Regions from separate parts of the Homo sapiens genome. Here region 1 is linked to region 2. A link is an interaction called in ENCODE POLR2A ChIA-PET data of the cell type or tissue named here. Cell type or tissue: PC-3. All regions are shown on one strand. Each heading gives the region's core, and the rest is flanking DNA. Links, peaks and the distances in the headings are about the cores only. Region 1 overlaps LNCOG (lncRNA osteogenesis associated). Region 2 has its middle 68 kb from the start of LNCOG.

The links. Peaks named below come from ENCODE experiments on the same cell type or tissue, not always from the same donor. Only the 100,000 strongest peaks of a DNase experiment are listed, where the experiment ranks them.
Region 1: POLR2A ChIA-PET joins it to region 2 with 13 read pairs; 2 of 35 experiments call an interaction of 5 or more read pairs at or near these places.

What each region holds. Positions count from the first base shown.
Region 1 is chr12:76,304,050-76,316,411 of GRCh38, reverse strand. It overlaps LNCOG (lncRNA osteogenesis associated), which reads right to left. Exons shown (of 4, transcript NR_146531.1): 4 at 10,443-11,938. It also overlaps the pseudogene RN7SKP172. Among named protein-coding and RNA genes, the nearest start is that of BBS10, 38 kb to the left of the region's middle. In PC-3, for the core only: no CTCF peak of the experiment used is centred there; a DNase peak (open chromatin) is centred at 6,111.
Region 2 is chr12:76,186,151-76,198,512 of GRCh38, reverse strand. No RefSeq gene overlaps it. Among named protein-coding and RNA genes, the nearest start is that of LNCOG, 68 kb to the left of the region's middle. In PC-3, for the core only: no CTCF peak of the experiment used is centred there; no DNase peak of the experiment used is centred there.

The DNA of each region.
Region 1 (12,362 bases), core at 2,957-10,956, 120 kb before region 2:
TGGTAAGTGCCCAATAAAGTTTCATATCTACACAACCCATAAAGGACTTGGACATTTTATCATAACAAAGAGGGAACATGGATATATCACCACATTTCTTTTCTGTTTCCACAACCTTTAACTAGGTGGGTCCTGACCAAGGGTCCTGCAGATCCACTCACCTGCCTAAGACGCTCTTCTCTGTTCCTGACCTCTCTTTGTCTCTGTCTCTGTCTTTCTGTTATTCTAGCTCCTTATCTTCTCCTTCCTCCCCTTGTCTTTTCATCCCCCTCTTTCTTTTTCCTCAGTATTCAGGATAAGGAGGGACCCTACAATTCACTGGGTTGGCTTGTGGGAATTATTTTATCTAATGGAGCATCAGAGAAAAACAACCAGGCCTGTCAAGGCGTCTAAACTGGCTCCCTCTGTGGCTGTGTCTCTATCCCACTTTTGGGGAGCTTGTTTGGAGGTTCTAGCAGGGGAGCGCAGTTACTCTTGGCCTTGACGGAAGACCGGTCTATCAGGGATGGTCGTCCTCTTCCAGGGAGCGCACAGCTTCAGGAGAGACACACATGGAGCCATGAGGGAGGAAGGGGACACCCACCCAGACTGCCAGATCAGCCAATTCAACCCTGGCAGTCAATGGGGTGACAGATGTCACAGCCAGATCACTCTCATATCTCCCACTTTTTATATCTCTCTCTCTGTCCGCGTGCCTCTCTACTTGTCTCTGCTTCTGTCTGCCTCTCTTGGTGCCTCTTACATCTCTTTTTTGCTCTCTCCATGTCTCTTGGCTTGCATGTCTTTCTATTTCTCTCTGTATCTCTCTGATACTATCTTATGATGTGTGTGGGGGGTTGGGGGAGGGGACAGTGATTGTGTACAGATGTGTCCTGTCCTTTTAGCTATGTATGTCCCCTTAGCTGTGGGAGGTGAGCTCCCTGGGCCCTCTGATATCCTGTGGGGATGGGAGAGGAAGAAAAGGGAGAGAGTCCAATACTTTCTTCTTCCCTGCATTGGGATGCGGTTGAGAGGGCTTTCTCAAACTACAGTACCTGTCAATACAGCCTGGCAAGCAGTTCTGGAATCTGGGGAGTCAGGTCCCTCTTGATAGCCCCTGAAGTAGCAGGGACTTTAAGCAATGTCTCCGTGAATGAGTGTCCAAGCTGCACACTCCACGTACTATAAAGTCTGAGCAGAACGTCTAAGTAGAGCAGAGCCCATCATTCTAATCAAGACAACGTACATGAAAGTTAACTGGGCACGTATTTAATGATACACATGATTATGATTGTGCTGCATGGTAATTAAGCATAAATGGTGAGGGGCTCATGTAAATGACTGTAATTAGTATTACTTTTTCACAGCTAAGCCAAATTTCATTTCCCCTTTCTACATTGCTAATTTTCCAGCATCTGTAATCAGTGTCAATGTTGATAATTTCTGATGTCACATACTGTTTAATCATCACATCCCATGAACATACACAGATCCAGGCACAAAGATGCACATGGATGCACACACATACACATCCCCACGTGCACACATGCTCACCCCACCCCTGCCTTCACACACACACACACACACACACACACACACACACACACACACACACAGAGCCTGGAGGTAACACTGAAATGAGGGGACCTGGTCCCTGGTCTACGTACCCCATTCTTCAGGGCAGAGGTTTCCTGTGTTTCTTTTTTTCTCTCTTTCTTCCTTCCTTCCTTCCTCCCTCCCTCCTTCCCTCCCTCCCTCCCTCCCTCCCTCCCTCCCTTTCTTTCTTTCTTTCTTTCTTTCTTTCTTTCTTTCTTTCTTTCTTTCTTTCTTTCTTTCTTTTTTCTTTCTTTCTTTTTCTTTCTTTCTTTTCTTTTTCTTTCTTTCTTTCTGTTCTTTCCTTCTTCTTTCTTTCTTTCTTTTCTTTTCTTTCTTCTTTCTTTCATCTTTCTTTTTGACAGAGTCTCACTCTGTTGCCCAGGCTGGAGTGCAGTGGTGCCATCTCAGCTCACTGCAACCTCTGCCTCCCAGGTTCAAGCAATTCTCCTTCTTCAGCCTCCCAAGTAGCTGGGATTACAGGCACCTGCCACCACGCCCTGGCTAATTTTTGTATTTTTAGTAGAGACAGGGTTTCACCGTGTTAGCCAGGCTGGTCTTGAACTCCTGACCTCAAGTGATCTGCCCACCTCAGCCTCCCAAATTGCTGGGATCACAGGCATGAGACGTCATGCCCAGCGCTCCTGTGTTCCAATTTTCCTACTTTCTGGCCCTGGAGCAATTGAGGCCACTTTAGAGAAGTGACAGCTTGACCACCACGTGAGATCATCTGAGGTCTTAATTGTAAAATTCTATTTTAAAAATGCTAATATTGGGAGTGGTGATGGTGGTAAAATCATATTTTTATATTTTTAATATACATAATTTTATTTAATTAGTTACTTTCATGTTATCACCATCATTTTTATAATCACAAAAATTACTGTAATTTTGGATTTTAATATATGTCAGACACAATGGCATATTCTTTACATGCATTATTCCCCTAAATTTTGAGGTACATGTTATTCCCCATTTCCTAAATAAGAAGCTGGGGCTTACTGAGGTTAAGTATTTGCCCAAGGTCACGGAATCAGTAAGTGGGAAGCCAGGACTCAAATTCTGTGGATTTTGAGTTAAAGTCCATGACTGTAACTACTCTGCTCTTCTGGCAAAATGATGAGGACAGATATTTCCTTTCCTAAATCTTAATTTTTTCACCAGTAACGATGTTCATAGCTCACATCTGTCTTATTTTTTATAGAGAAGAAGGGGCTTGGATATTTGAAAAGGGTTTTTCTGCCAAAAAGAGGAGAGAGAGAAGGATGAAGAGGCACCCAGCACTGCCAATGCAGGCATGAAGCCAAACCCGTTTGTCTTCCCTGGTATACAGAGTGACCACAGGGGACATTTTAAAAGCTCTAGGGAGTTAGAGAGTGCTGAAGAAGAAATCTGGGCAGCAGGGCTGCGGCCAGCCTTTCAGCAGTTTGTGCTGGGAGCTGCTCCCCAATGAGACTTTCACCTCAGCTGGGTTTGCGCGCCGTACTCCCTAGGCTGAAAGTTCTCTGGATCGGTCTCCTCGAAGCAGTGCTCCCGACAGGCAGCACTGAGCCTTTCACCTGGAAGGAGGAAAAGAAGGGTTTCGTAGACACAAATGGGGAGGAAGGCGAGGGCTGCCCTGTTACTGCGATGCCCTCATCAGCCAAGTCTGGGCTGCTCCCTTTTTTTTTTTTTTTGAGACTGAGTCTCACTCTGTCGCCCAGGCTGGAGTGCAGTGGCGCGATCTCGGCTCACTGCAAGCTCCGCCTCCCGGGTTCACACCATTCTCCTGCCTCAGCCTCCGGAGTAGCTGGGACTACAGGGCCTGCCACCACGCCCGGAGAATTTTTTGTATTTTTAGTAGAGACGGGGTTTCACCGTGTTAGCCAGAATGGTCTCGATCTCCTGACCTTGTGATCCTCCCGCCTCGGCCTCCCAAAGTGCTGGGATTACAGGCGTGAGCCACCGCGCCCAGCCCGCTGCTCCCTCTTTTTAAAGAGTGGCTCCTCCCCCTGTTCTAGCTTTCAGGTCTGACCAGAAACAGTCTCTTCTTTGACTCTGCCTCCTTGACCACAGTGAGTGGTCCAGGGATAAGCAAGTCAGATTGACTGAAGTGGGGAGAAGGCTCTCAAAGGTCCTGAGACTGTAAGATGTAAGAGACTCTGAAGAAATGAAAATTTTCCACTGTAGGCCTCCATGTCCTTGTCCACTGTAGCTGTTCCTCCCCACCCCCGCCGCTCACACATGACCGGACTGTTCCTCCCACTCCTCTTGGTAAAATCCAAGTTGTCCAAACAGTGACCGCTAATTGCTAAAGAAAATTCCTTCCTTTTCTAGGAACCATCTTTGTTCTTAAAACAAAGTGAACTTGAGCTGACCCTGCCTGCTGAAGCCCTATAAAAAATTCCACCCTCCTTCCCAAGTTAGAACGCTCCTTTTCACGCCGGCATTACTGAAAGGCTTATGCTAATGGTGTTCTTGGTTTTTTCCACAGAGGATATAAGTTAAGAGATGTTGAGATGCTAGCAGCAGGTCTACAGCTTGTGGAGAAGCCAGTCTGGGAGAAGGAAATTAACGTGCAAACAGGTTAAGAAATAAGTGGTAGAGGGAGAGACAGAGAGATCCCCTCGCGTTTAATTTTCCATCTTGCTTCTCTAAGACCAGGATTCTTCCCTGTTCTTCTCATTTTTGGTTATGTAAGTAAATTAGTTAAAAATGTAAGATTAAAAAAAGGAGCACCACAACATCTTCACATGTGGCTGTGCAAACGTAATGTTATAACTGTATACTGAAAGAAATTCGAATTTAGAGCCTCGGTGTCCAGGAATAAGGGTAAACATTATCTTGTCCTTTCACATAGCTCTGTCAGCTCACTCTCTTCTGGGTAAATGATGAGTCAGAAACACAGGATTCTTCTCTCATTCAATGCCACCCTCACTTCTGGGAATGAATAAGTTGCTGGAGAATCAGGATGTTGAAGAGTAATTTTTAAAAAACCCATGCAATTACACAATGCCAAAAATCTTGTTTCACTTATTATTTATTTATTTTTACTTATTTATTTTTTTTGAGACGGAGTCTCGTTCTGTCGCCCAGGCTGGAGTGCAGTGGCACAATCTCGGCTCACAGCAAGTTCTCCCTCCCGGGTTCACGCCATTCTCTTGCCTCAGCCTCCCAAGTAGCTGGGACTACAGGTGCCCACCACCACGCCCAGCTAATTTTTTCTATTTTTAGTAGAGACGGGGTTTCACCATGTTAGCCAGGATGGTCTCGATCTCCTGACCTCGTGATCTGCCTGCCTCGGCCTCCCAAAGTGCTGGGATTACAGGCGTGAGCCACCGCGCCCAGTCTATTTCACTTATTATTTAATAAGGAAACCAGTAAGAAGTAAAAATTGGTTGAAAGGAGAATTCAAGGACAAAACACATATATAGGCAATCAGAAATATTGAATTAATTTTGCCTATAGATGCAAAACTAGCCTCTTCCATAGAGTGGAAATCAATACACCTTCATTGGACAAAAGTCATTCTTATTTCTAAGAACAGGAATCATGTACATCACCACCAACCTTCCACCACTTAACTTCAATTTCTACAGATTTGCAAAATAGTCAAGGACAATGAAAGACACAGACCCACGTAGAATTTGATAAACCTGAAAGGGTCCTGTTTCCAGAAATTTTGTCAAGAATTCAATCTGTGTAATTTGATCCCCTACACAGGATCCATAGACCGGCTTAAATAGATGTGAGATTTGAATAACTGAATTTGAGAAATTGCCGGAAAATACACTATACATTTCCATCAAACCAAGAATATTCCTCTATTTTCATACAGTCCCCAAACTCAATTCACGGTCATTGTGACAACACAGCAACCACCTACATTTCTATTTTGCTCCATAAATTTTAGTTATGACAGGTTAGCCAGGCACACTGGAAAATCTCGCCACCAGCCCTTTGCACCCCACAATGAGATGCATGTGCAGATGGAGAGCTGTTGCAAAAACTAGGGCTTCCGTAGGGAGAGGGGGAAGGTTTACAGATTCCAAAATCAGAAGAAACACAACATCTGAATATGAACTTGTAGCCCCAATTAGGAAAATCTGAAAATCATGAGGGAAAGACTTTTAAACCAGCACCTCTCTTATGGGGCCCCCACCTGCTGCTTGGACATGATATACTCACATTTTGATATTCCATCCTGACTGTATTAGAAAGTATGATCCACACTCTTTCTTAGGCAAAGGCTCAAGAAATAAAAATGCTCAGTCTGGTGTGATTGTTCCTCAGAGCTTATGGTGGATTTTCTTGCTTCTTACTAGGAGAAAAAAATGGTCAAATAAAGCAAATTGAACACCTCACAAGCAAGTGGAGAATCAGCCTTGGATAGTTTCCCCATTCATAGCTGTGAAAGAGGTGGACACAGAGCCTGAGAGTCAGTAACTGCAAAGACAAAGCCAAAGGAAGGATCAGCACAGGCCCAAGTGAGGGAGTGCCACTGTAGACTTACAATTCTGGAGCAAGTCTAAAGACTCTTACTGTTGTTGATAGAGCATGACTCATTTATCTGGCATGGTTTGGGATGCTCCCCTATGGTTTAAATACCAGAGTTGGTATTGTACCTGGTAGTACAGTCTAGGTTCATTCTTTTATCCATTTCTTCATTCACACACAGGCATACCTTGTTTTACTGTTTTTCACTTTATTGCACTTCTCAGATACTGCATTTTTAAAACATGGAAGGTTTGGCTGGGCACGGTGGCTCACGCCTGTAATCCCAGCAGTTTGGGAGGCCAAGGCGGGTGGATCACCTGAGGTCGGGAGTTCAAGACCAGCCTGCCTAGCATGGAGAAACTCCGTCTCTACTAAAAATACAAAATTAGCTGGGCTTGGTGGTGCATACCTGTAATCTCAGCTACTCAGGAGGGTGAGGTAGGAGAACTGATTGAACCCGGGAGGTGGAGGTTGTGGTGAGCTGAGATTGTGCAATTGCACTCCAGCCTGGGCAACAAGAGCAAAACTCCATCTCAAAAAAACAAAAAACAAAAAACAAAAACAAGGAAAGTTTGTGGTAGCTCTGTGTTAAGCAAGCCTACCAGTTCCATTTTCAACAGCACGTGCTCACTTCGTGTCTCTGTGTCACATTTTGGTGATTCGCACAGTATTTTTAACTTTTTCATTATTATTATATATACATGGAGATCTGTGATCAGTTATTTATTTATGTATTTATTTATTTATTTATTTTTGAGACAAGGTCTTACTCTGTCATCCAGGCTGGAGTGTAGTGACATGAACACAGCTCATTGCAGCCTTGACTTCCTGGGCTCAGGAGAGCCTCCCCTCAGCCTCCCGAATAGCTAGGACCACAGGTGCACATCAACATGCCCGGCTAATTTTTTAGCTGTTTTTGTAGAGATGGGGTCTCACCTTATTGCCCAGGCTGATCTTGAACTCCTGGGCTTAGGTAATCCTCTTGCCTCAGCCTCCCAAAGTGCTGGGATTACAGGTATGAGCCACTATGTCCAGACTTTGATCAATGATTTTTGATGTAACTATTGTAATTGTTTTGGGGTGCCATGATCCATGCCCGTAGAAGATAGTGAACTTAATTTATAAATGTCATATGTGTTCTGACTGTTCTGCCGACTGGCTGTTTCCCTGTCTCTCTCCCTGATCTTGGGTCTCCTATTCTGAGACACAGCAGTGTTGAAGTTAGGTCAATTAATGACCCTACAAAGGCCTCCAAGTTTTCAACTGAAAGGAATAGTTACTTGTCTTTCACTTTAAACAAAAGGTGGAAATGATTAAGCTTAGTGAGGAAGGCATGTCTAAAGCTGAGATAGGCCAAAAGCTAGGCCTCTTGCACGGGTCGGTGAAGTTGTGAATGCAAAGAAAAAGTTCTGGAAGGAAATTAAAAGTGCTACTCCAGTGAACACACAAATGATAAGAAAGCAAAACAGCCTTCTTGCTGATATGGAGAAAGTTTTAGTGGTAGGATAAAATTTCAAACCTGCCACAACACTCCCTTAAGCCAAAGCCTAATTCAGAGCAAGGCCCTAACTCTCTTCCATTCCATGAAGGCTGGGAGAGGTGAGGAAGCTGCAGAAGAAAGGTTTGAAGCCAGCAAAGGTTGGTTCATGAGGTTTAAGGAAAGAAGCCATCTCTATAACATCAAAGTGCAAGGTGAAGCACTTTCTCCAAAAGCAGAAGCTGCAGCAAGTTATCCAAAAGATCTAGCTAAGATCATTGATGAAGGTGGCTGCTTTAAACAACAGGTTTTCAATGCTGATGAAACAGCCTTCTATTGGAAGAACATGCCACCTAGAACTTCCATAGCTGGAGAGAAGTTAATGCCTGGTTTCCAGGTTTTAAAGGATGGGCTCTCTTGTTAGGGGATAATGCTGCTGGGGATTTGAAGTTGAAGCCAATGCTCATTGAACATTCAAAAAATCCTAGGGTCCTTCAGAATGATGCTAAATCTACTCTACCTGTGTGCTCTAAATGAAACAACAGAGCCTGCGTGACAGCACATCTGTTTATAGCATCTTTTACTGAATATTTTAAGCCCACTCTTTTTTTAATTTAAAAAATTTTTATTACTTTTTAGTTTTTTGTAGAGATGGGGTCTCCCTATGTTGTCCAGGCTGATCTTGAACTCCCGAGCTCAAGTGATCCTCTCGCCTCAGCCTCCTGAAATAATTGGGTTACAAGTATGAGCCACCATGCCTGGTCAAGCCCACCCTTTAAGACCTATTGCTCAGAAAAAAAGGTTTCTTTCAAAATATTTCTGCTCATTAACAATGCCTCTGATCACCCAAGAGTTCTGATGGAGATGTACTAAGAGATTAATGTTGTTTCATGCTTGCTAACATAATATCCATTCTGTAGCACATGGATCAAGGAGTAGTTTCAACTTTAAAGACTTATTCTTAAGAAAAACGTTTCTTAAGGCTATAACTGCCACACGTAAGGATTCCTCTGATGAATCTGGGCAATGTATATTGAAAACATTCTGGAAAGAATTTACCATTCTGGTTGCCACTAAGAATATTTGTGATTCATGGGAAGAGGTCAAAATACCAACATGAGCAGGAGTTTGGAATAAGTTGGTTCCAACCCTCATGGATGACTTGCAGAGGTTCAAGACTTCACTGGAGAAAGTCACAGCAGATGAGGTGGAAATAGCAATAAAATTAGAATCAAAAGTAGAGTCTGAAGATGTGACTGAATGCTGCCATCTCAAGGTAAAACCTGAATGGACAAGGAGTTGCTTCTTATGGATGAGCAAAGAAAGTGCTTTCTGGAGAGGGTATCTAGTCCTGGTGACGATGCCATGTACAATGTTGAAATGACAACAGAAGATTTAGAAGATAACATCAACTTAGTTGATAAAGCAGAAAGCAGTAGCAGGTTTGAGAGGATTGTCTCCAATTTTGAAAGAACTTCTATGGTGGATAAAATGCTATCAAACAGCATTCCATTCTATGGAGAGATCTTTCATAAAAGGGAGAGTCAATTGATGCAGAGAACTTCATTGCTGCCTTATTTTAAGAATTGCCACACCTACCCCATCCTTTGGCAACCACCACCCTGATTAGTCAGCAACCATCAACATCAAGGCAAGACTCTACCCACAAAAAGATTACGGAAGTCATTGAAGGCTCAGATGATCATGAAAATTTTTCAGCAATAAACCATTTTTTAAATTAAGGTATATACATTGCTTTCTTAAGACATAATGCTATTGCACACTTAATAGACTACAGTGTAGAATAACACAATTTTATGTGCACAAGGAAACAAAAATATTCTTGTGACTCACGTTATTGTGATATCTGCTTTATTGCAGTAGTCTGGACCCAAACCCATAATATCTCTGAGGCATACCTACATATACAAAGCACACACTAACTGTCATCTTGGTGTCCCTATGTCTTCCAGCCTTGGGTAGTATATGTATACATTTAATGTTAAAATAAAAATGGCAGCCAGGTGTGGTGGCTCATGCTTGTAATCTCAGCACTTTGGAAGACTGAGGCAGGAGGATCATTTGAGCCCAAGAATTTGAGACCAGCCTTGGCAACATAGTTAGACTCCATCTCTACCAAAAAAAAATTTGTTTTTGATTAGCTGGGCATGGGCTGGGTGTGGTGGTTCACCCTTGTAATCCCAGCACTTTGGGAGGCTAAGGCAGGTGGATCACTTGAGGTCAGGAGTTTGAGACCAGCCTGGCCAACATGGCAAAACACCTTCTCTACTAAAAATACAAAAATTTAGCCAGGCGTGGTGGCAGGTGCATGTAATCCCAGCTACTTGGGGGGCTGAGGCAGGAGAATCGCTTGAACCCAAGAGGCAGAGGTTGAAGTGAGCCAAGATCATGCCACTGTACTGCAGCCTGGGCAAAAGAGCAAGACTCCGTCTCAAAAACAAAAAAAAAACAAAAAACAAAAAAACCCAGCCGGGAATAGTAGTACCTGCCTGTCGTCCCAGCTACTTGGGAGGCTGAAGCAGGAAGATCACTTGAGCACAGGAAGTCGAGGCTGCAGTGAACCATGATTATGCCACTGCACTCCAGCCTGAGTGACAAAGAGACCTTGTCTCAATGTCTCAAAAAAAAAAAAAAAAAAAGACTCAAGTCCTTATCCTACATACTGTGGAAAGTTCAGTGCCTTTCCCATGATTTCTGCAAACCCTAAGGTGCCTCTGTTGCTGGGGTCACTCCTGCTTAGATTTCCTGGTCCCACTAAACTCTCAATCCACCTCACATTCCACTTCTTATGGTTCTTCTCTTCTCTCTGTTACTGTCCAACAGGTTCTTCCTGCCCACTGCAAAACAAAATCAATTCATAGAGACCATGGCATTGCAGTAAAGAAAGAGTTTAATTGACACGACGCCAGCCACGCCATGTGGGAGACAGAGTTATTACTTAAATCAATCTCACCAAAGAATCAGAGGTTAGGAGTTTCTCAAAGATAGTTTGGTGTGCAGGGGATAGGGTATGGGTGCTGCTGATTGGTTTGGGATGCAATCATAAGGGTGTGGAAAACAGTCCTCATGCACTGAGTCCATTTTTGGATGAAGGCTATAGGACTGGTTGAGTCACGGGTCTGCGTGGGGCCATCTAGTTGTCAGAAATGCAAAAGGCTGTCAAAAGGCCAATCTTAGGTTCTACAATACTGAAGTTATTTACAGGAGTAACTGGGGAGGTTGCACATCTTGTGACTTCCAGAATAATGGCTGAATTCAGGCATTCAGGCCCTTCTCATCCTCCTAACTTGGTGGCCTTTCATTAATTTTACAAGGGTAGTTTAGTTTTGGGGAAAGGCTATTATCGTTTACACTATAAACTCAATTTCTGCCAAAGTTAGCTTGGCTTATGCCCAGGAATGAGCCAAGACAGCCAACCTGTGAGGCTAAAAGCAAGATGGAGTCTGCCATGTCCAATTTCTCTTATTGCCATAATTTTGCAAAGGTGGTTTCATCTCCATCCATTGTCAACTTACAAGGGAAAAACAGCATCATTTTTCTCTGATTTCCTCAACAATGCAAGAAGTTCATGTGTATCAGACATTTACCGAAGTTTGAAATAACCCATAGTTTTATAAGACCAAGGAGCACTGCAGATAATTTAAAATAACAAGCATGACTCTTCTTTAAAAACCCCTGGAGAAAATAGATGAGGTAAATATGCCAAAAAGGTAATAACATCTAAAACTGGATAGTTACACAGTGTTATCTTGCTATTTTATTTGATTTTTAATATTTTATTTATATAGTTTTTATAATGAGTTTAAACAACGAAATTAGTCATGGGGCCACAGAAGATACTTTGCTGTCTGTGTTAGGATAAAGGCAAAACTGCCATAACAAAGAATTTCTGAAATGCAGGGGCTAGTGATACAGAAGTTTATTTCACCCTCACACAACAGTCTTCGGGGTGAGTGGCCCAGGTGGGTGAGATGACTCCACATGGCCACATAGGGATCCAAGTTGTTGGGTCCAAGTTGTTCCATCTTGTTTCTCCACCTTCCCCTAGGGCCTTGTCCTTTGCTGCACAAAGTCGGGCTGCAGACACAGCCATGTTCCCATTCACAGATAAGACAAAGAGTGGAAATGGAGGGCGGTCATATTTTTTTTTAAACCAATGAACCCAAGTGCATACATCACTTCCACTTACATTCCACTGTCACGTGGCCACACCTGGCCACAAGGGTGACTAAGAGGTGCAGTCTTTAGGTAGGTAGCCATAGGCCCAGCTAAATGCTGTTCTTCTGGAAGAAAGGGAGAATGGCCTTTGGTGAATTCATGGCAGGCTCCACTTCACTGTCGGTCTCCCTCTATGGGACCCTGGCATTCCTCCCTGCAGTGGCGCTTTTTTGTCTAAAAGGAAGTGAAAGGCTTTTCTCATGAAATACGATTTAAACAGAGACTTGAAGGCAGCTGCGTGGGTATCTGAGTAAGAACATTCCAGCACAGGGAACGACAAGCGTCAGAGGCATTTAAACCAAACAGACTCCATCTTGAAAAGTGGCTGGGTAAAATAAGGCTGAGACCTACTGGGCTGCATTCTCAGGAGGTCAGGCTTTCTTAGTTATGGGATGAGATAGGAGGTTGGCCACAAGGTGCAAGTCATAAAGACCTTGCTGATAAAACAGGATGTGGTAAAGAAGCTGGCTAAAACCCACCATAACCAAGATGGTGATGAAAGTGACTTCTGGTCATCCTCACTGCTTACTATACTCTAATTATAAGGCATTAGCATGCTGAAAGATATTCTCACCAGCACCACGACAGTTTACAAATG
Region 2 (12,362 bases), core at 1,516-9,515:
TTTAAGTGAAAAACAAGTTCATTAATATTGCAGACGTCCTGGCTGGGGGCTAGGATAGGAAGATAATCAATTATTAGTGACTATTGTTTATTGAAATGTTTATGTGCAAGCAATAATGTATGAAGGAGGAAAATGTCAGAGAGAAAGAAAAATATCTTAACAAAATTCGGGGCCCTACCATAATTTTAATTTGTGGCTTTTTATTAATTTTATGAAGGCAGTTTCTCCATCACATATACCCTTACAAGAGGGAGGCAGAGGGAGATTTGACATAATCAGAAGAGGGGAAGGCAGAAGAGGAGAATGTAGTGTGACCTTAGAGGCAGAAATTGGAGTAATGTGGCCCCAAGTCAAAAAACACCAACAGCCACTAAAGCTGGAAGATCCAAGGAAAGATTCTCCCCTATAGCTTCCAAAGGGAGCACAACCCTGTAGACACCTTGATTTCAGCCCAGTGATATTTATTTTGGACTTTTGGACTCCAGAACCATGAGAGAATAAAGGAATAAATTTCTATTGTCTTAAAGCATCAAGTTTGTGGTAATTTGTTATAGCAGCCATAGGAAATTAATATAGGAACTAAACTAGACAGTCAAAGAGAGGATGAACTGTGTAGATCAGAGCCTATCTATTTGTCTCAGATTTTTGGTGAAGGGTTCTATCTCACTTTCCATTTCAACCCCAAATACTTCTTTCTGAATTCAAACAAATCTTCTTCTCTCACATTGACACTTGTGTTTTAAAGCTCCACTGCCCTATACAGACCAAATAACTGATTTTTGTTTACTGGTACAAAATTTTGTTTTCTTTTTTACTACATTGTGCATTTTTCCCCCTACCTCTGAATAATCATTTATTGTTTTGGAAGAATCCATCTCTCTCTGTGTCTCTCTCCCCTCCCCACTCCCATTGTTCTTGATCTTAAAATAAAAGTTACATAAAATAAACAGCTCCTTCTTTCTTTTCTTGTCATTTCCTCCACTCAGCAGTGTAGAGCTGCAAGGCTGCTTGCCCGAGTGTTTGAAGCCACCCGCACACTTTGAAGCATACTCCACGGCAGCTGACAGCTCAGTGCAATCAAATGCCAGTCACAAATGCGTCTATCATTAGTTCCACAAATCCACTATGAAAATGGGTCTGTAGGATGTAAGAAGAAAAAGAAAAGGATATTTCGTGACTGGAATTTTTTTAAACTGAGAAATAGGAAATAAAGTGGGTCAGATGATTATTTTAAGATAACCAGTGGTGAAAATAGGAACTCAAAGCAAATCTATATCAGAGAATTTGGGAAATCAAAACAAGCCATCAGAAATTCTTTTGCATGAAGACTTCTTAATGCTTCAGGGAGAAATGGTAAAACCATCCCCACAGGGTTGATAAAAATTGCATACCAGTTTCTGGACAGAAATATAGTTATACTTAAGCATTAGTCAGGCTGTACTCTGGCCCACTTCCTTGTTACTAAAAGTCACCATACCACTAGATACTGACCATTTGAATGCCCATTGTTTCTATAGGTAGGATTTCTGACATTAGGGTCTTAAGACTGTTTAAGAATTGATTTCATCCCTGTTATTCCTATAGACAGGCTCTCTGACATTAGAATCATAAGGCTTTTATTTAAGGATTGCTTAAGATGTTTTTCAGACCCCGAATTCCAGTAGCCAGTTTGAAGACCCCCACAGAGGAATGGGATCAGCATGAGAATATAGCTTCTTCATCTCCCTGTCCCATGACTTCACCCTGCACTCGTTGACCAAATAATGATTTTGGCTCACTCCAAAACCCTTAAAAACCCTAGTCCCAAACTCCTCTGGGAGATGAATTTGAGGTTCTTTCTCACCTCCTTGTTCTGTGGCCCTGAGATTAAACCTCTTTCTCTGCTGGTGTCACAGTATATTGACTTGCCATGTGCATCAGGCAATGAACCTATTATGGTTACAATGGTATACAGAGGACTCTAGGAGGACTGCTAAGAGATGAGCCACCAAGATCTCAGGCTAAAACATTACAATTCAGGGCTGTAACATAGTTTTAGTGCCCAGAGCTCCTAAAACCCTTGCATTTCCTAAGTAATAGAAGTGCTAGGAGCATTTTGTGTTCTAATATTTGGTCTCTGCCCCTGGTTCCTGACATAGAGTTCCTAAATCCATTTACATATCTTAGGTAATAGTAATATCTGTTGTTCTAATGAAGCAACTCTTGGTTGGCTCCTGAATAGCTTCAAGATGAGGGCTGGCCACCAGAAAAACCAAGCCATTATTAGAAGCTTGGAATTTTCAGTCCTACCCCTCATCCTCCAGGAAGGAGAGAGGGGCTAGACACTGAGTTAATAATTGATTGGGCCTATGTGATGAAGCTGTCAGAGGCATTTGAACCAGAGTGACTCCATCTTGAATAGGGAGTGGGTAAAATGAGACTGAGACTTACTGGGCTGCATTCCTAGGAGGTTAGACATTCTAAGTCACAGGATGAAATAGGAGGTCAAGATACAGGTTACAAAGACCTTGCTGATAAAATAGCCTGTGGTAAAGACACCAGCCAAATCCCACCAAAACCAAGATGGTGACGAAGGTGACCTCTGATTGTCCTCACTGCTCACTATATGCTAATTATAATGTATTAGCATGCTAAAAGGCACTCCTACCAGTGCCATGACAGTTTACAGATGCCATGGCAACAACAGGACTTTACCCTATATAGTTTAAAAATGGGAGGAACCCTCAGCTCCAGGAATTGTCCACCCCTTTCCCCAAAAACTCATTAATAATCCACCGCTTGTTTAGCATATAATCAAGAAATAACTGCAAGTATAATCAGTTGAGCAGCCCATGCTACTGTTCTGCCTATTCTTTTTTGTAGCGATTTTTTAATTCCTTTACTTTCTTAATAAACTTCCTTTCCCTTCACTCTATAGACTCACCCTGAATTCTTTCTTGTACAAGGTCCAAGAACCCTCTCTTTGGGTCTGAATGGAGGTCTCTTTCTGGTAACAAAGCCATCAAAAAAATTCCTAAAAGATGGGATACAGAGCGTTTGTAGGTTGGTGAACACATCCATGTGCCAGGAGGGTGGCACACCCTTGATCCGCAGGGATAGAACTCCTGTACTTGGGACCCTTTGGAACCTCCCACTTTGTGCTATTCATCTGGCTGTTCATCTGTATCCTTTATTGTATTCTCTATAACAAACTAGTAAACATAAGTAAGTGTGTCCCTGAGTTCTGTGAAAAATTATACTAAATTATCAAACCAGAAGAAGGAGGTGTGGGAACTCCTGATCTATAGATCAGGTCAAATTGGTCAAAAGTATGAGTGACAACCTGGGACTTGTGACTGGCATCTGAAGTGGGGGGCAGTTTTGTGGGACTGAGCTCTTAACCTGTGAGGTTTGCATTAACTCCAGGTAGTACTGTCATAATTTACTTGTAGGACACCTAGTTGGTGTCAAGAGAGTTGGAGAATTGGTTGGCATGGGGGAAACCCTCACATATATGGTGTCAGAAGTGTTGAGACTGTAGAAGAAAGAGTTTTTCCTTTAAGGGATCAGTAAACTATGGCCTACCACCTGCTTTTGTAAATAAAGTTTTATTGGGAAACAGCCACACCCACTCATTTATATATTGTCAGTGGCTACTTTTGCACTACAACTGCAGAGCTGGGAAATTGTGACAGAGACATGGCACACAAAGCCTAAATATTCACTATTTGGCCCTTTACAAAAAAAGCATGCCAACCCCTATTATAATGAAACTGCAGCAGTAATAACTGGTGTACAGAGTGGGCTCTAACAATAGAAAAACAGCAAAGATGACCAAGTGTACTTGTTTCCTGTGTACCCAAGTTCGAAGCTCGTGCTACTCACTATATGACAGCCAACAAATCAAGAGACCAGGTGTTGGGGCAAGGAAAGTGACCATTTGGAGAGCCAGCAAACCAAGAAGATGGTGGACTAGAGTCCTAAAGATCCATCTTAAGTTAATAGAATTTTAAGCTCTTTTTATGTTAGGGAAAGGGAAAAGAGGGAGAGGCTTGAGGTCAAGAGGTGACTGATGACCACAGACATCTGGGCAGCACTGGAAGTCCAAGGGGAGTTTGTGAAGCTTTTTTGTCCTTGGTCAGGTTACAATGCTCCTATAAATCTTTAACACGACATTGTGACTTGTGTATATACTCTTCTTATCTCCTTGGGGGTTAATTTTGGAATGGGACTACTGTTGTACTTCTTTCAAGTTAAATAAGAAACTAAATTCTTCCCATAGTTAGCTTGGTCTATGTGCAGAGATAAGCAAAAGCAGTTAACCTAAAAGATATCACTGCAGGTGGGGAAGTGGAAGTGGTTAGGAGCAAAATGGAGACAGTCATGCTAGGTTTCCTTTCCACTGCTACACTAGGGCTTCCTTAACAAATTATCACAAACTAGATGGCTTAAAACAACAGAACTTGGGCCGGGCATGGTGGCTCACGCCTGTAATCCTAGCACTTCAGGAGGCCGAGGCAGGTGGATTGCCTGAGCTCAGGAGTTTGAGACTAGCCTGGGCAACACGGTGAAACCCTGTCTCTACAAAAATACAAAAAAAAATTAGCCCAGCGTAGTGGCATGCACCTGTAATCCCAGCTACTTGGGAGGCTGAGGCAGGGGAATCACTTGAACCCGGGAAGCGGAGGTTGCAGTGAGCCAAGATCACACCTTTGCACTCCAGCTTCGGTGACAGAGTGAGACTCTGTCTCAAAAAAAAAAAGAAAAGAAAAGAAAAAAAAAAACCCAGAACTTTATTCTCTCAAACTCTAAGAAGCCAGGAGTCCAAATTTAAGGTGTCAGCAGGATTGGTTCTCTCTGGAGATTCTCAGGAAGAATCAATTCCATGCCTCTCTCCCAGCTTCTGGGGGCTGCCAGCGATGCTTGCAATTCCTTGGTTTGTAGATGCCCCAGTCCAACCTCCACCTTTTCTTCACGTGGTCTTCTTCCCTGTGTCTCTATGTGTCTTCTTCATTGCTCTCTCTTATAAGGACCCGCCATTGAATTATCTCTTATAAGGGCCCACTCTAAATCCAGGATGATCTCATCTTGAGATTTATAACTTAATATATCTATGAGGACGCTTTCTTCAGATAAGAGTACATTCATAGGTATCGGGGTTAGGACTTAGACATATCTTTTGGGGAGAAGCAAATCAACTTATTGCAGCAAGAAAAAAATATATTAGCCATCTTGAGGACAAAGGAGGCAGCTTGAGGGGCTTGGAGATTGTGATGAAGGTTACCCGCTCAGTCTTCAATATGGCCCTTGGAGACAGTGATTATACAAATATTTCATTAACTTTGATATACAGTTTTTATATTTTAAGGAGTATACTAAATCCACAGAGAACACAAAATTTTATTTTATTTTTATGTATGTATGTATTTTTTTTTTGAGACAGAGTTTCACTCTTTTCACCCAGGCTGGAGTGCAATGGCACGATCTTGGCTCACTGCAACCTCTACCTCCCAGGTTCAAGTAATTCTCCTGCCTTGGCCTCCTGAGTAGCTGGGATTACAGGCGTGCGCCACCACACCTGGCTAATTTTTGTATTTTTTTAGAGACAGGGTTTCACCATGTTGGCCAGGCTGATCTCAAACTCCTGATCTCAGGTGATCCACCCTCCTCGGCCTCCCAAAGTGCTGGGATTATAGGCATGAGCCACCACACCCAGCAGAGAACACTAAATTTTAATGTTATACTTCTGTTTTTCACTTTTTTCCTTATTAAATTTTGTGTCATTTACAGTTTTATATTTGACATGTAGAAAATTTAGGGGACTTACGCTGTTGTGGACCTAAAAGTAGCAAAACGAACAAAAGGCTGGAGGTAAAAAGAGGAAGAGAAGCTCAGGGCCAGGCAAATTGGTTCCTGCAAGCTCCATTGGTGACTAAGATGAGAGAAGCATCATACAGTGGGGCTGTGGGATAGCAGCACGAAGTGAATCTAGTGAAGACCTTTCAAGTCTACGCAAATCTCTTGTCAGAACAGTTTTTTTTTTTTTCATCTGTGACTTGAGAACAAGAAGGTGTTGCTGCACTCTGCATGGGTCATCTTGTCCTTTCTTTCATTCTCATTACCAGATTCTGGACTAATGCTGAACAGATGAAACCCAGGGGGAAGAGAATATAGCTCATATTTCTGCTAGGATTTCTGCTTTTCCCCTTCCCTTAAAATATATACCATTGTGCCTAGAATTCACAAGCAAGAGGGGGAAAGAAGCCACAGCCAAGTTGTCACTCTCTGGGAGAAATGTCTGAGTGGAAGTGACAGCTCCCTTGTAGGGGTTGTTCTTGATTGTCACTAAAGCCAAGCTGGGGAGAGAGAGTTGGGGAAATCAGAGCTCTTCTTCCAAGAATGGGAAATGACATTACCTTGAGGATGTGCCAATGGAGCCCCAGAGCATGAGAGAGGTCAGGCAGCCACAGTGGGTGCCAAATTAGGAATCCCTTGTGTTGATTTCTTTCTGCTTGAAATACCTATAGTAGGTTGCATTGTTCTGTGTGAACCTTGTCTGTTACCTCCAGGATCTGGGACAAATACTGTCTCCCTGATCTCTTGTAATTTTTATATATTTCTTCCTTTTTTTTTTGGAGATGGAATCTCACTCTTGTCACCAGGCTGGAGTGCAATGGTGTGATCTCGGCTCACTGTAAACTCCACCTCCCAGGTTCAAGTGATTCTCCTGCCTCGGCCTCCCAAGTAGCTGGGATTACAGACACCCACCACCACGCCTGGCTAAATTTTTTGTATTTTTAGTAGAGACGGGGGTTTCACCATGTTGGCCAGGCTGGTCTCAAACTCCTGACCTCAGGTGATCCACCTTTCTTGGCCTCCCAAAGTGCTGGGATTACAGGCATAAGCCACTGCACCCGGCCAATTTTTAGATATTTTCTAAGGATTCATACCCATAGCACACTGGTTTCTTTATTCTTTCCTCATTCATGACAAAGTTTCCTGCATTCATTAAATATGATTTGCATTTCCTAGGCTTACCAAGCTTAAGTTAAAAAGAAGTTCAAACAATGATTTAAAGAAAAAAAGCCGGGGACGTTGGCTCACTCCTGTAATCCCAGCACTTTGGGAGGCTGAGGCGGGCAGAACATGAGGTCAGGAGTTCGAGACCAGCCTGGCCAATATGGTGAAAACCTGTCTCTACTAAAAATACAAAAATTAGTTGGGCATGGTGGTGTGCGCCTGTAGTCCCAGCTACTCAGGAGGCTGAGGCAGGAAAATCGCTTGAATCCCAGAGGTGGAGGTTGCAGTGAGCTGCGATTGTGCCACTGCACTCCAGCCCGGGTGACAGAGTGAGATTCTGTCTCAACAACAACAAAAAAAAAAAAAAAAAGAGAGAAGAGAAAAGAAAAAGCACTTCACTTCTCTGAATATACCTACTTATTTGACTGAAATGTAGTAACTCTCAAATTTTTTAAATAAAATTTCAGTGTATTATAATTCACAGGTTATTGCACAGGCTTGGGATTCAGATAAACCTGTGTTTACATCTCAGTGCCACCATTTGCCAGCTAAGTAACTAGTTGACTACTCTAAGCCTCCTTTGTCTTCATCTACAAAGTGGGGATAACAGCGTACCTACTGTGAGAAGTTTACATAGCAGGCCCAAGACTACTATTCTCAGAAAGGCCTGATGGCAGGGTTGACCCTTGCCTGGTGTCTGGTAACTTAGATTTGATGAGGGTTCCTACTATTCCCTAAATGATAAGAGAGGCTTATCGTGCCTAGACTGTTTGTAAAACTGCGATTTATGCTGAACACCTGTTTTTTGGTACATGTCTAGCATTTTGGTACATGCTAGACAGAGAGTGCCCACATGACCAGCCCCTGGTGAAAACCCTGTGCACTGAGGCCCTAATGAGCTTCCCTGATAGACAACATTTCACACGTGTTGTCACAATAAGTTGCTGGAGGAATTAAGCACATCCTACCTGACTCAGGACTTTTGAAGCTTGCACCTGGTTTCCTCCAGACTTTACCCCATGTGCTTTTTCTCTTTGCTGATTTTACTTTGTACTCTTTACTGTAATAAATCTTAGCCTTGAGTAAGACTATATCCTGAGTCTTGCGTGTACTTCTAGTGAATCATTGAAATTGGTTTGGTTTGAGGACTCCTGACACTCCAGGCACTCTGTTCATTTATACATTATTTTATTTAATCCTTACCACAACCCATTTAGTTTCTGCTAGGATTTCTGCTTTCTCCCTCCCTTAAAATATGTACCATTGTGCCTAGAATTCACAAGCAAGAGGGGAAAGAACCCAAGTTAAGTTGTCACTCTTTGGGAGAAATGTCTGAGTAGAAGTGACAGCTCCCTTACAGGGATTGTTCTTGATTGTCACTAAAACCAAGCTGGAGAGGGAGAGTCAGGGAAATCAGAGCTCTTCTTCCAAGAATGGGAAATGACATTACCTTGAGGATGTGTCAGTGGAGCTCCAGAGCGTGAAGGAGGTCAGGCAGCCACAGTGGGTGCCAAATTAGCAATCCCTTGTGTTAATTTATTTCTGCTTGAAATATCTACAGTAAGTTGCATTGTTCTGTGTGAACCTTGTCTATTACCCCTGTCTAGCAATAGAGAAGACACAGAGAGACATGGGGAAGAAGACCACGGGAAGACAAGGCAAAGGTTGGACTGATGTGTCCAACCCATTTAGTAAGGTTGTTGTAAGGATTAAATAAAATAATGTATAAGTGAGCAGAGTGCCTGGCACAGAATAAGAACCCAATGTGCATTATTATTATTGTTCACTCAATTACATATTATAGGCTTTTCTGGGACAAGGGCTATAACAATAAGCAGAAAAGAAAATTCTTGCCAGCTTTCATTTCAGTGGGAGAGAAGAAGGAAAAAACAAAGCAAACAGCTAAAATATATAGAATGCAGCCGGGCACAGTGCCTCTCACCTGTAATCCAAGCACTTTGGGAGTCCAAGGTGGGTGGATCACCTGAGGTCAGCAGTTTGAGACCAGCCTGGCCAACATGGCAAAAACTCCATCTCTACTAAAAATACAAACATTAGCTGGGCGTGCTGGTGCACGCTTGTAATCCCAGCTAGTTGAGAAGCTGAGGCATGAGGATTTCTTGAACCCAGGAGGCAGAGGTTGCAGTGAGCTGAGATGGCGCCACTACACTCCAGCCTGGGCGACAGAGTGAGACTGTCTCAAATAAAAAAAAATTATATATATATACATACACACACACACATACACACACACATATATATGCTATATATAAGATTACATGGTGATGAATACTATGGATAAAAATAAAGCCAGGAAGGGGGATACAGGAAGTGTGAATTTTGGGGGCTTTGCAGTTTTAAATAGGACAGCCAGTAAAAATCTCATAGAGAAGGTGATTCTTAGGCAAATACAGAAAGGAAATAATGGAGCAACTAAGCCATGTGGATATCTAATAGGAAATTGATCTAGAAAATGGAACAGTAAATGCAAAGGCCCTGGGCTGTAACACACATGGCCTGTTTAAAGAACATTAAGGAGGTCAGTGTAGCTGGAGAAAAGTAGGTAAGAGGATAGAGGTTAGAGTTCAGAAGGGTAGGCAGGGGAGAGGGGATAAGAATATTCTGTAGGCCCTTGAAGAGCACTGTAGTGACTTGAAGGTCATTCGTGAATTTGCCTTTCCTTGAGAGTGAGATGGAAATCCATTGGAGTGTTTTGAGTAGATGAGTGACTTGGACTGACTTCTGTTTCAATAGAATCACTCTGACTACTGTGCGAGAATAAACTAGAGTGGGGTGAGGGTGGGAGCAGGGAGACCAGTTAGGAGGTTGCTACAACAGTTCAATGAGATGATGGTGCCTTTATCAAGGGTGGTCCAGTACAGCAGGGTATTGAGAAGTGGTCAGATTCTGAGTATGTTTTAAAGGAAATCTATCAGGGTGTACTGGTGAGTTGGGTATGGGGTGCAAGAGAAGGAGGGTCCAGGGTGATTCCAAGGTTTTTGAAGTGTCTGTCTGAGGGGAATTGTTCCTTCTGCTTCTCAACTCATCCATCATTTCCTCCAGGGTTTTTGTTTGTTTGTTTGTTTTTTGAGATGGAGTCTCGCTCTGTCTGGAGCGCAGTGGCGCGATCTTGGCTTACTGTAACCTCCACCTCCCAGGTTCAGCAATTCTTCCTGCCTCAGCCTCCCGACTAGCTGGGATTATAGGAGCCTGCCACCACGCCCAGCTAATTTTTGCATTTTTTAGTAGAGATGGGGTTTTGCCATGTTGGCCAGGCTGGTCTTGAACTCCTGACCTCAGGTGATCTGCCTACCTCGGCCTCCCAAAGTGCTGGGATTACAGGTGTGAAACACTGCGCCCGGCCATTTCCTCCTCCTTTTCCAGGGGCTTGCTGTGTGATGTGTCCTCTCTTTGCTGCCTCCACCAAAAAGACAAAGGTATTAGCAGTGCTCCTGGTCTCCAACAAAGCCTACAGCGGTGCCAGATGTCAAGGACCCTGTTGTGTGAGCTAAAGGTGCTGCCTCCTGCTGTGCCCAAAACAACAGAAACTGCATGAGGATGCTGCATCTGCTCAAAAGCTCTTTTAGTGGATTACTCACTTTTTTTTTCAATCTTCTCTTACTCTAGGGCTCAGATAGGAATCTAAAGTAAAATCTAAATGACAGATCCTGTGTGAGACTCAGAATCACCCCTCCCCTCTGACTTGCTGTTGTCCTTAAATCCAACTTGTCTGCTTCTTTGGTGCCTTAGGATGAGTTCTTTCTACCTTGGGAGTTCCTTGGTCACTTATAAAACTAGACCCCACTAGGCCTCCAGACTTGCCTGAAAACTGGGGAGACAGAGGTGAGGAGGGGGAGGACACTCGTTAGGGACAATCTGGAATCTACTTTACCAGTATTAGATATCTTACCAACTCACTCCCATGGTAGAGAACACTTGGATTATTTTATTGCCACACTATGGTAAATATTTTGGCAACTGCCTTTCTTTTCTTTTTTCTTTTTTTGAGACAGGGACAGGGTCTTGCTGTGTTGCCCAGGCTTGTGTGTCGCCCAGTCACAATCACAGGCACAATCATAGCTAACTGAGCCTCAATTTGCTGGGCTCAAGTGATCCTCAAACCTCAGCCTCCCAAGCCTGCCTAGTTTTTATATTTTTTGCAGAGATGGGGTCTTGCTGTGTTGCCCAGGCTGGCAACTGCCTTTCAGTGACAAAGCACTGGACTGAAGAACATGATATACAATGTTGATTTTCATAACAGTGCTTTTTTAATGACAAAAGAGGTTTGTGACAGTCATGGTTTAAAACTTTCTTTCTTTTATTTTTTAGCATACATAATGGTGATAGATGAGTGAAATTGTATCAGTATTACTCTTCCTTTATGGGATTGTGAGAATTTTCTGGAATAATTATTAAGAAACCATTTCCACTTGTGGCAAGTAAGAAATAGCAAGGAGCACCCCATGTCCTGAAGACTTCAAGGACAAGAATCAACCAAAGACCTGTAAATGTCTGTCCTTGGTCTGATGAGCTGTGGCTTGTGTCACCCATGTTATATACAAGGTGTAATGATAATGGAACAAGACTGGATTTCATCAACCAGAGTAGAAATCAGGGTTATTTAGTTGGTTTAGCAAAGATCTATTCAATTTATGGAGCCATCTCTCTGCTCAGCCTCAGGGCAGTGTCACAGTCAAAGAAATTTTTTAATAATTTACATTCTTTACTTGCATTTCCTGAATACTTTGAAGGAGATACCAAGACCACAAAGGGAGATATGAACATTGCCCATCGTCATCCTCCTCCCCTCTCCTGTACTTCCTCCCTCATTGCAGCAGCTACTGCTTCACATCTTATCAATTTCTAGGAAAACTCTTCTCTGAGGTAGTGTTTCTCTTCTCTTTCCCCTTATCTCCCTGTTCTCCATCAAAAAGATCTAAGATCTACCTTGGGGATGGGGCAGAAAGCCAAATAGAACAACTCAGAATTCTCTTTGGCACAAGAAGAAAGGGAATGACAGGGAACCTCCACACATTAATTCTTTTCCTTCTGACACACATGCAAATTAGTACTGTTTATTTCAAAATAGTGGCCTTGAGGGGCTCCAGCTTTTATACCAATACCTCAAACATCCTGGGATATTCACTTTTGAAACAGTCTCAGAAACGACTGTGACGAAAATCCATTGCATCCTTTTGTGGTCACATTTCACAGAGCATAGCTTCCCCCTGGCACCCCTGTGACTTTCAGGACTTACATCTTTAAGTGTCTCAGCCCTCCATTAATTTGTGCTGAAAGAACTGACAGGCGAGGGACTTCTCAGAAGGCATTGGGGCTACTGGTGACGGTCAATAATGCCCGAA